2 separate regions of the Homo sapiens genome follow, and region 1 is linked to region 2. Evidence: chromatin loops called from intact Hi-C (ENCODE). Cell type or tissue: endothelial cell of umbilical vein. All regions are shown on one strand. Each heading gives the region's core, and the rest is flanking DNA. Links, peaks and the distances in the headings are about the cores only. Region 1 has its middle 13 kb from the start of OR5AK2. Region 2 has its middle 7.5 kb from the start of LINC02735.

Region 1 (5,383 bases), core at 109-5,108, 160 kb before region 2:
GGCACATACATACACGCATACACATCCACAAACTTGACCTCAAAATTCAAAAAGAAACATTAGTAATAAAAACCCAACAATCCTTGGAGGTTCCTGATAGCTTGCTCAAGCTACCAAGCTGGTTTCACATATTTTATTCCATAAACTGTGTATTGAAAAACTTATAACGTTAAGACATTGAGGAGCTGAGGGAATTAACCTGCTCACATTTATCCTGTTGCTCTTTTATTCTACCTTTCTGCATATAAAATGACAGACATGTACTTTCTGTGTGTTTATTTACAATAACACTGTTCAATGTTGTTATAGGCAGTTGCTTCACCCAGTAAGCTTGGGCAAAGCTCTTGTTGCTGCCTCACTTTTCAACCCAGAGACAGCTGTGCTGGACTGCAGCTGACTTCTCTCAATCCCTGTGAGAATGCTCTGTCTAGATTTCTGGTCTTTCCTTTCCACTTTCCTTTGTCCATTTATTTCTTCCACAGATGTTTATTCAGATACTACAATGTGCTGAGAATATGGTGGATGTTGGGAATCCAACGTTGAGCAAGTATTTTCCTCACCTTTATGTTCCATATTAGTGAGGACATTCATCTTTCCTGGTGGCAGGATGAGTCACACCATTATTCAGAGCCAATAAAGAAACTAATTAACCATCCATAACATCTAGATAACACTAGATAACTTCTAGAAAAATGTTACAACATTTTCTTTGTGATTTGGCATCTCCCTAACTATCTTTACAGAGAGAGTGTTTTCATTTAATTCCTTTCTGCTTGAATGGTGGTCAGAAACTTTAAAACTAATATAGTGTCAGTATCTCTTGGGAAGCAATTTTTAGCCTTAGGAGATATATCTATTATATTTTCCAATCTTAAAGAGCTTATCTATTTAAAAAAAGCAGCATTGGTTTATAATGTGAATATGTTTCCTATTTTATTTTACTTTTTAATAATTTCAATTTTTATTCTAGATTCGAGGTTTCATGCACAGGTTTGTTATATGGGTATGTTGCAAGATGTTGAGGTTTGGGATGTGAATGATTCCTTAACCCAGGTAGTGAGTATAGTGATATGGACAGGAGACAGAGAGATACTGGGTAGAAGAGGGCAGTGCACTGGCAAAGGCCCCACCTTTAAGGCTGGAGACCCGCCAGAAATAAGTGAAAAGAGGGATTTCTGTTTTTGTACTCCAAAAGTGGCCTTTTGGCCTGCTATGCCCCCCTATCCTATACCCATATAAGTTCTGAACCCCAGACTCCAGAGGCAGACAAAGAAATGAGGAGACGACAGAAGACAAATGGAAGAAAGGCACAGCAGAGAGAGAGAGAAGAGAAAGAACATCTGAATGCCGAGAGGAATTCGCCTGGGGGCAGTTGGGGGGAGTTTGGCTGCTGGATGGCCAAAACTCCAGGGGAAGATCATCTTCCCACTCCATCGCCTTTCCGGCTCCCCATCCATCTTGCTGAGAATCACCTCCACTACTCAGTAAAGCCCTGCATTCATTTTTCAAGCTTGTGTGTGACCCAATTCTTCTGGGATGCTGGGCAAGAGCTTGGGATACAGAAAGCTGCCACACTGGCCCTCTGCCCTTGCAAAAAGGCAAACGGTCCATTGAACTGGTTAACACTTAAGCCATCTGCAGATGGCAAGGCTAAAAGAGCATTTTTACACTGCGGCAGCAGGCACCCACCCCTAGACACTCCTGTGGGGCCGGAGCTCAAAGCACTCACCCCAGCTCCTGCACCTGACCATCTGCGTGCTCCCCGTCTCCCTCCTATCAGGGGTTTGACCAGTGGTGGTGACCAAACCTGTGAGCCACACCCTTATTGCATATCCTGCAAAGGGAATCAGGGAACTCTCCCATTTCATTTGGGGCCCCATCTGGGATACAAAGAAGGGTGAGTTAAAATGAGGATCTGTGTCTTTTCCAAGACCCTGCCACCTCTCTCTTTCCTACAGACAAAAAGAACATTGACTATATTTCTCTTCAGAGAAGTCTATCCACCACAGAACTGGAGTAAAGCTCTAGGGCAACCGAAGGGCTTTTTTTTTTTTTTTTTTTTTTTTTTCTGGAAGGCCCCAAGACTCAACTCCGTTGGCCAAGACTCCCAGACTTTGCCTGGTGTCTTTACTTCTCTCAAGGTTTGAAATGCCTCTTATCTCTTCCCTGATAATGTTAAGGGTTTTGCTACAAACCGCGACAATGATACTAAATATAATGAGCATTTGGCGCAGCCATCAAAGGTGAAATTCAGAACAATGTGGTTTCTGTTTATTCTTAGAGGTACCATCCCCATCCTGAACCTGACAGTCACAGACGCGCAGCGCATGACACCTCTTCTCCTCGCCCACTCCCTTCCTGGCTTGGGTGCCTGGGCATGTCGACAGCATGCATAAGCCATGCCCAATGGCCACGAGGGGTGGGAGAAAATCACAACTGCTGCCGGGGCCTCATGTGGCTAGCTGTCCAGCACTTCCCACCTGCCATGCCGATGGAACTTTTCCTCCCCTGACCAAGAAGGTCACCCTGGTCTGAACCAGGTGAAGGATACAATGATAAAGGAACCTGTTTGCACTGAGCAAGGTGTTTTTCCCCCAGGACCTCTCACTTTTGCCTCTTAAACTATTTTTTTCTTTTCTAAATGAGAGGGCTCCTATCCACAGCACGCTGCTTATGATAGGAAAAATAATAGAGGAGCGACCCCTGCTGGCTGATAACTGCAAATTCAACAGGGCTAATTTGAGACCATCTAGACAGATACAGACAGCCCCTGAAATACCTTTTTTTTTTCTTTTTTTGTCTCAAATTCGATTCCAAGCTTCAGGCTGAATCCTTAGAAAGGAAAACCAGATCTGAGGGAGTCAAAGCCAGGCAACAGGCACAATGTGAATGGGCAGGACCAATTCCTGCTGACTAAACCCCCACCACATGGAAGGAGGCCATGCTCCATAACATAAATGAGCCCAGGGATCTCAAAGGTTGCCAGCAGTAGGGAGGATGGAGGCATAGGTGAGGGCAAATAATTCCTATTCTCTAGGCCTTCCCTGCATCATGGGTACATGTCGCATTGGCACCCATGGGTGGGAGCTGCCAAGGTCTCCAGGACTCAGGGACAAAAGATGGAAGAGAAAAAGGGGACACTTGTTTTCTCTCTCTTCACACTCTGAGTTTTCACTGAAAGAAGGAAGGGAAATGAGAGTCACCTCTATTTCCTTGTCTTTCTGAATGGGCAACCAGCTCTTTTCATCACCCTTTGCTTATATTCCTTTGGAGTCTATCCTGAACCACTGGGACTGCTATGACCCTTAGAATCTGGAAGAAAAATGCCTCATAGCCCTCTGCACAGAGGTTTGGTGAAATTATGAAGGACTGGATCTGCCTTAGGAAGGAACAATTTATTTCAATACCATCCTGCAGTGTTATCTTTTCTGTAGATGTGCAGACAGATGATCTGAGGCCCCATATTTGCAGGCTTTCTGTAACTTGCAGAACAACCCAGGCCTTCGCTGACAGTGTAGGATTAATCCAGCCCTCATGTTAACCATCTCAGGAAAGGCTGCAAGGGGCAAGCCAAGGAAACTAAAAATACAAATTCCAGAGACACCCCTAGCAGAGGAGCCAGCTCCTTCCAGCCCTGTTCCTCCAGGTCGGCCCTGACCTCCCTATCCAACTTCAGCCTTACACTTGCCCCCGCTTAGAAATCCTCACCATAGACAAGTCCTAGTCTCACTCTTGCCCCTCCAACAGATGCCTGGTTAATTTTGCCTCAGTCAGGTCCAAGTCTCCTTCTCCTTTTAAGAGTTAAGGCAAATTAAGGGGGATCTCGACAAGTTTTCAGATGGCCCTGATCAATATATAGAGGCTTTCCAGAATTTCACTGAATAATTTGAACTCTCCTGGAGAGATGTTATGTTACTTTTGAATTAGACCCTGATAAAGACTGGGAAGCAGGCCACTCTACAAGCAGCAGAGAGATTTGGGGATGAACTTTTTATCACATATAGCATCAGGGAAGGGGGTGAAATCCTCTAACTGGAAGAGAAGCAGTACCAATGGATGACCTAAATGAGATCCCAATGACAAGACGGGAGGCTGGAAGAGGAGACACTTTCAGGTGTGCATAATGGAGGGATTACATAGGACTAAGACTAAGCCTCTCAATTATACTAAGTTATCCATGATTGACCAGGGATTTGATGAAAATCCCACTGTCTTCCTGAGAAAGCTAAGAGAGGCCTTGATAAAGCACACCTCTCTATCTTCTGATTCAGTCAAATGGAAAACTAACCCTAAAGCATAAATTTATTACTCATGTAGCCCCTAATATCAGGAGGAAGCTGCAAAAACAGGCCCTGGGACCAGATAATACTTTACAGAACCTCCTGCAAGTAGCCATGTCAGTCTTATACAATAGAGATAGGGGTGCCCAGGAGAGAGAGAGAGAGGAAATACAGAAAAGAGACAGAGGCTTTAATGGATGCCAGGCAAGCCCACAAACCCAGAATTCCCAGGGTGCACTTGTTAACTGCTACAGATGGGCCAAGCCAGGGCGTTTGAAGAAGGATTGCCCAGGCAGCATAAGGAAGCCACTTTGACCTGTCCAATCTGTCGTGGGGAAACCTGGAGGGTAGATTGTCATTGGGGACACCAGCAGTAGGATTGACAGGTCCTGGGGCTCTTCTTCTTGAGTCTGGTGTTCCAGACCATTATTATCATCCGAGAGCCCCAGATAATTCTGGAAATTGAAGGGGAAAAAAGTAGACCATCTTTAGGACACTGGGGCTAGTCTCTCAGTTCTCCTCCCCATTATGGACCCTCTCTCCTCTCTTAGTAAGACCATGAGGAACATATCAGGAAAGGCCTTTAACCTGATCTTTTTCCCAACCACTTAGTTGTAGCTGGGGAGACCTTTGGTTCACCCATGCTTTTCTAATTATGCTGGAAAGCCCAAATCCTCTGTTGGGTGGGGATATTCTGGTTCATATGGGGACCCCATCCTGATGGCCCCTGTGCAAACTTTTTGTCTGCCCCTAGTGGAGACCATTTTAAACCAAAAGTTTGGGCAACTCGAGGGAAAATTGGCAGAGCCACAACCACCATACTGGTCCAGGTCCATCTTAAGGATCTTACCTCCTTTCCTAACCAGAAACAATATCCCCTGAAACCAGAAGTCAGGAAAGGACTAGAAGCCATCATTGATAACTTGAAGAGGCAAGCCCTCCTCAAACCCTGAAATGGCCCTTGCAATACCCCAATATTGGGGGGTACAAAAACCCAAAGGGGAATGGGGACTAGTTCAGGACCTCCATATCATTAATGAGGCTGTGGTTCCAATACACCCAGTGGTTCCCAATTTGTATACCCTGCTAGCTCAAACATCTGA
Region 2 (5,383 bases), core at 125-5,124:
AGTTTCCAGCCCTCTGCAGCTACAAGACTGTGTTTTTACAAAACTGCTATGACGCATCACATCCTATTAAATCATTCTCTCACCTGATAGACTGTGAAATCTGTGAAAACAGAAGTCCCGTCTTACTCATTTCTAATTCTTAGCCCTGTCTTATAAGAGCAGGAACTCTTTAAATGCATTATCAAAGAAGTCAATGAATTAACAACTAGCTCTTTATAGATAAAGAAGTTCTTTTACTTTGAAGAGTTATTCAAGTGTTGACCGACTGGCAACATTATCTCACAGGTGTAGTTGTATTCCAAATGTAACAATGGATAAAACCTTAAGCTAAAGTAATGCTATTTTAATCGTGGCATGTCACATGTTGACAGACTCTAGGTAACTCAAGTGTTTGCATATGTTTTTAGTGGGGGCACCAGGGACTTTCAGAGAAACTTCAAATGGAGACACATAGATTCTTTTGACCATAAATCCACTTTGGAACCCGGAAATGTCAGTGAATATTCATCTAGTTTAAGTTGGGGTCAATTCTACCCTAAGTGAAATCTCATTATTATTTTTATTGAGGTTATTTTTAGCATGGCACAGGTGGCCACCATGGCATGATAGTCAGTCTAAAGCTCTGCCACCAAATAGCTGCATGACCATGAGTCAGGTTGCTTGTGTGAAATTTTCATTTCCTTATTTGCAAAATAAAAGGTTGAATTCCATAATCTCTGGTGTCTCTGTCAGTTGAATATTTCATGTGACCATGAATACATCATTCAACCAGATACACTTAACTAGAAAGAAGTGCTTTGTGTGAAATCAGTGAGATCAGTCACCTTTCACTGTCTTGGCAAATGGAAGGAAGGAATTGTACATGAAAGATTAACAAGTCACATTTGAACTGGGAAAAAAAAAGAGTGACATTTTCAGTTGTCATTGTATTTGGCCTAAAACAATATTACAGCATATTTGGTTCCTCCTGGAATATACTTACCCCATTGACTTGGTATTCTTTCTGATATCATCCAATTGTCTGATTGCCCATAAGGCTGAGAAAGAGACTACATGGCAAATTAGTAGCCATCATAAAGTCTATGAAGTAGGCGAGTGACCTTTATTTCCATCCTGGCAGAGGACAAAAATAAGAGCGTATTTGTAAGAAAACTGAATACGCCCAAAGCAGATAAGTTGATGTATGAAAGGTAAGTCCCATAGACTTTAGGTGTCATGCGAGGAAGCTTCGTGGTTGCCAAGAGATCTGAAAAAAATTTACTTTGGAGAAATATAGTCCAGGATCTAATTAGGTTTTCAAGTACAGAATCTTGGTCTCAAGGGCAATTGGATTTATGGGTACTGAATTCAGCCAAAGAATATCCAAGATGATACCTAAAAGTCCCCCCAAAGCTCGCAAGAGAATGATACATAGTAGTGGAGTGCCAGGTTTCGTTAGAAATGTATTTTTCTTGGGCAGGGACACTCACGTGGGCCTGATTCATTCTGGCTTCTTGGGGAGAGGCTTTATTGCGGGGGGGTGCCATATGCTGATTTGAAGCTTGGTTGGTGAACATGACATGAGAAGGGAATATTAGTGGCATCTGGCTAGGCTGCCATAAGATTGACACTGCAGAGTTCCCTACTCCATTTTCTGCTTACTCCTTACTGTGTTTTCAGAGATTTTTTTTTTTTTTCGTGGTTCCATTCAGCAAACTCCTCTTCTAATGGATCTGCTCTAATTTAGATAAAGAAAGAATTTGGTCTTATTGCCACCCAGTGTAATAAAACAGATATTTCAAAAGCGACTTTGTATATTGTTCCCAATTATTTTACACTCATTTGTGGTTCTAACCTCAGAATGAGCAATCTTAATTTCCTTTTATTTCAAAGATTTGTTTTGGGTGGGAGGAGGCTGTCGGGGTGGAGATGAGGCATCTTAACTTTCCCTAGTGAACTACCTACAAAACATATGGTAACATTTGCTACTTGATAAACACTAGAATGATTTAATCGGTAAATGCTAGGTGCAATGATGCTTTTTAAATTTGTCATGGTTGTTTTTGGTTCTGCAAGTCAACTAACAATAAGGATTTCAGGAGCAAAACTGTTGTGAGACATTCTGTTCTGAGTTGGTAACAAAGTTCATAATTAGGATATTAGAAGCTCACACAAGAAAAGGAGATACTGTGGCATGGTCAAGATATTAACGGCTGAGTGTCAGGTTTTCTGTTATATTTCGGCAGGAAGAGGAAAGAATTTGCTGACAGGAAAGCAATATAGCCGACCTCTTTGTATGTGGACGTGCTGCCACCTCTTGGTCTTTTCTTGTCATTGACGAGGTTTCAAAAGCTGCTGAATCTAGACTACCATTCCAGTTTTCTGCTCCTGGGATCTTAGTAAGCTCCCAGACATTTTTGCACTAGGATGGGAATCGGAAGGAATGGGTTCTAGTTCCAAAAATGAGAGTAACTTGCTCTGTGATTTTGGGCTACTCATAACTACTGTGGGTGGTGTTTTTCTCATTTGCAAAGAAGCCAAAAATATTGATCATGGTAGCCTAATTTTTTTTATGATTACAATATATTTTTTAAATACTTCAGATGTGTTATAGGACTTAAGCCAAACAATTATATCCACTTGCAATTAAGGAAAATGTGGCAAAGAGAGAGCAAGTAATTTGTTTGTTAAATGGCAGAGCTAGGATTTGACCATGATGTTAAACATGTTTTGCAAAGTTTCTTCCAGCTCTGGTTTTTCTACTTCTTTTCTAATTGAATTAACTTTAATGATCGCTAACACTTATTGACAACTTGCTATTTGGCAACAAACTAGGGTTTTTACATAAGTTCCCTCCTTTAATTATTGTTATAATAGTATAAAACAGATACTATTATCCTTTCTGTTTTATAGAACAAGAAAACTAAGGCTTAGATTAATTGATAGCTGACCACTTTAACTGGTGTGTCCCACTCTTTGTTTATCTTCCTGATGTAGCTGACAATAATATGCTACAAAACTTTTAAAAACTTGTATTTGAAAAAACTATATATATAATTAGTTTTTTTTTCTGTTTGTACAAAAAAATTTTGACAGTCAGTGTAGGGAGGGGGAATACACAGTTTGTTCTAATAAAGATCCAATCCTCAGAAAGAATTATGACTAATAGAAACCTGTGTCATATGATTTATTATGTATATTTGTGAGGTCCACAATGAAAGGGGTTCAGCTAAAATAGTGTGGGGGTTCCAGTGTTCAGGGAGATGACAGCAGTCATATGCACATGCATTCACACTTAGACACATGTACAAACAAAACTCAGTTCCATTGTAAATGTCAGTGAGAAGAAGTTTATCCTATCTTTGGTGTTTCTGAAGAGAGATTTAGGAAATAAAGTATGTAGAACATACAGGAAAACAGTGTACCAATCATGCTAGGTGTCACCTGCAAAGTGTACCCTAGCACTACTCATAAGGCCATTCCAACATTCAGTTGGCTAGTAGCTTCTGGGTGATGTGGCATGAAGGAAGCCATATTGATATTATGGTCATATGCTTATTGCTCTTTTCTCATCATAAACTATGTCCCTTGGTCTGAGATAATGTTAGATGGAATCCCATGATAATATATTAGACACTCTGTGAGCTTTCAAATTATAATATAGACAAAGCATCTGACATAGTTTGAATGTGTCCCCACCCAAATCTCATCTTGAATTGTAATTCCAATAATCCCCACATGTCATGGGAGGGACCCAGTGGGAGGTAACTGAATCATGGGAGCAGGTACTCTCATGATGTTCTCATGATAGTGAATTCTCATGAGATTGATGGTTTTATAAGGGGCATTTTCCCCTTTGCTTGGCACTTTTCTCTCCTGCCACCATGTGAATAAGGATGTGTTATCTTTCTTTTATAAATTACTCAGTCTTGGGTATGTCTTTATTAGCAGTGTGAGAATGAATGAATACAGTAAATTGGTACTGGTAGAGTGGGGTGCTGCTATAAGGATACCCGAACTGTGGAAGCAACTTTGAAACTGGTAACAGGCAGAGGTTGGAACAGTTTGGAGGGCTCAGAAGACAGGGAAATGTGGGAAAGTTTGGAACTTCCTAGAGACTTGTTGAATGGCTTTAACCAAAATGCTGATAGTGGTATGAACAATGAAGTCCAGGCTAAGGCGATGAGGAACTTCTTGGGAACTGTAGCAAAGGTGACTCTTGCTATGCTTTAGCAAAGAGACCAGTGGCATTTTGTCCCTGCCTTAGAGATCTGTGGAACTTTGAACTTAAGAGAGATGATTTAGGGTATTTGGTGGAAGAAATTTGTAAGCAGCAAAGCGTTCAAGATGGAGCAAAGTATAAAAGTTTGGAAAATTTGTGGCTCAACAATGCAATAGAAAAGAAAAGTCCATTTCCTGGGCGGGGGGTTGGGGGCATGGGGAGGGGCGGGGCGGAGAAATTTAAGCCCACTGCAGAAATTTGCATCAGTAACATGGAGCCAAATGTTAATCGCCAAGACAATAGGGAAAATGTCTCCAGGTTATATCAGAGACCTTTACAGCAGCCCCTCCCATCACTGTCCAGGAGACTTAAGAGGGAAAAATGGTTTCATGGGTTGGGCCCTGGGACCCCCTACTCTATGCAGCCTCGGGACATGATGCCCTGCATCACAACTGCTCCAACCATGGCTAAAAGGGGCCAATATACAGCTCAGGCCATTGCTTCAGAGGGTGCAAGCCCCAAGCCTTGGTGGTTTACACATGGTGTTGGGCCTGCAGACACACAGAAGTCAAGAATTGAGGTTTGGAAACCACTTTCCTATATTTCAGAAGATGTAAGGAAATGCCTGGATGTCCAGATAGATGTTTGCTGTAAGGACAGAGCCCTCATGGAGAAGCTCTGTTAGGGCAATGTGGAAGGGACACATGGGGATGGAGCCCCCACAAAGAATCCTCACTGGTGCACTACCTAGTGGAGCTGTGAGAAGAGGGCTACCATCCTCCAGATCCCAGAATAGTAGATTCACCGACAGCTTGCACTGTGTGCCTGGAAAAGCTGTAGACATGAAATGCCAGCCCATGAAAGCAGCCAGGAGGGGAGCTATACCCTGTAAAGCCCCAGAGGCAGAGCTGCCTAAATTATGAAAGCCCACCTCTTGCATCAGCATGACCTGGATGTGAGACATGGAGTCAAAGGATCATTTTGGAACTTTAAGGTTTAATGACTGGCCTATTGGAATTCAGACATGCATGGGGCCTGTAGCCCATTTGCTTTGTACAATTTCTCCTATTTTGAACAGGTGTATTTACCTGATACTTGTACACCCATTGTTTCTAGGAAGTAACTAACTTGCTTTTGATTTTACAGGCTCATAGATGGAAGAGACTTGCGTTGTCTCAGATG

What was found. Peaks named below come from ENCODE experiments on the same cell type or tissue, not always from the same donor. Only the 100,000 strongest peaks of a DNase experiment are listed, where the experiment ranks them.
Region 1: a loop joins it to region 2, with 2.4 times the contacts of the local background. A loop is called at or near these places in 2 of 110 quality-filtered maps.

The regions. Positions count from the first base shown.
Region 1 is chr11:56,999,200-57,004,582 of GRCh38, reverse strand. No RefSeq gene overlaps it. Among named protein-coding and RNA genes, the nearest start is that of OR5AK2, 13 kb to the right of the region's middle. In endothelial cell of umbilical vein, for the core only: a CTCF peak has its summit at 2,704 (motif pointing left); no DNase peak of the experiment used is centred there.
Region 2 is chr11:56,838,315-56,843,697 of GRCh38, reverse strand. No RefSeq gene overlaps it. Among named protein-coding and RNA genes, the nearest start is that of LINC02735, 7.5 kb to the left of the region's middle. In endothelial cell of umbilical vein, for the core only: a CTCF peak has its summit at 2,294 (motif pointing left); a DNase peak (open chromatin) is centred at 2,277.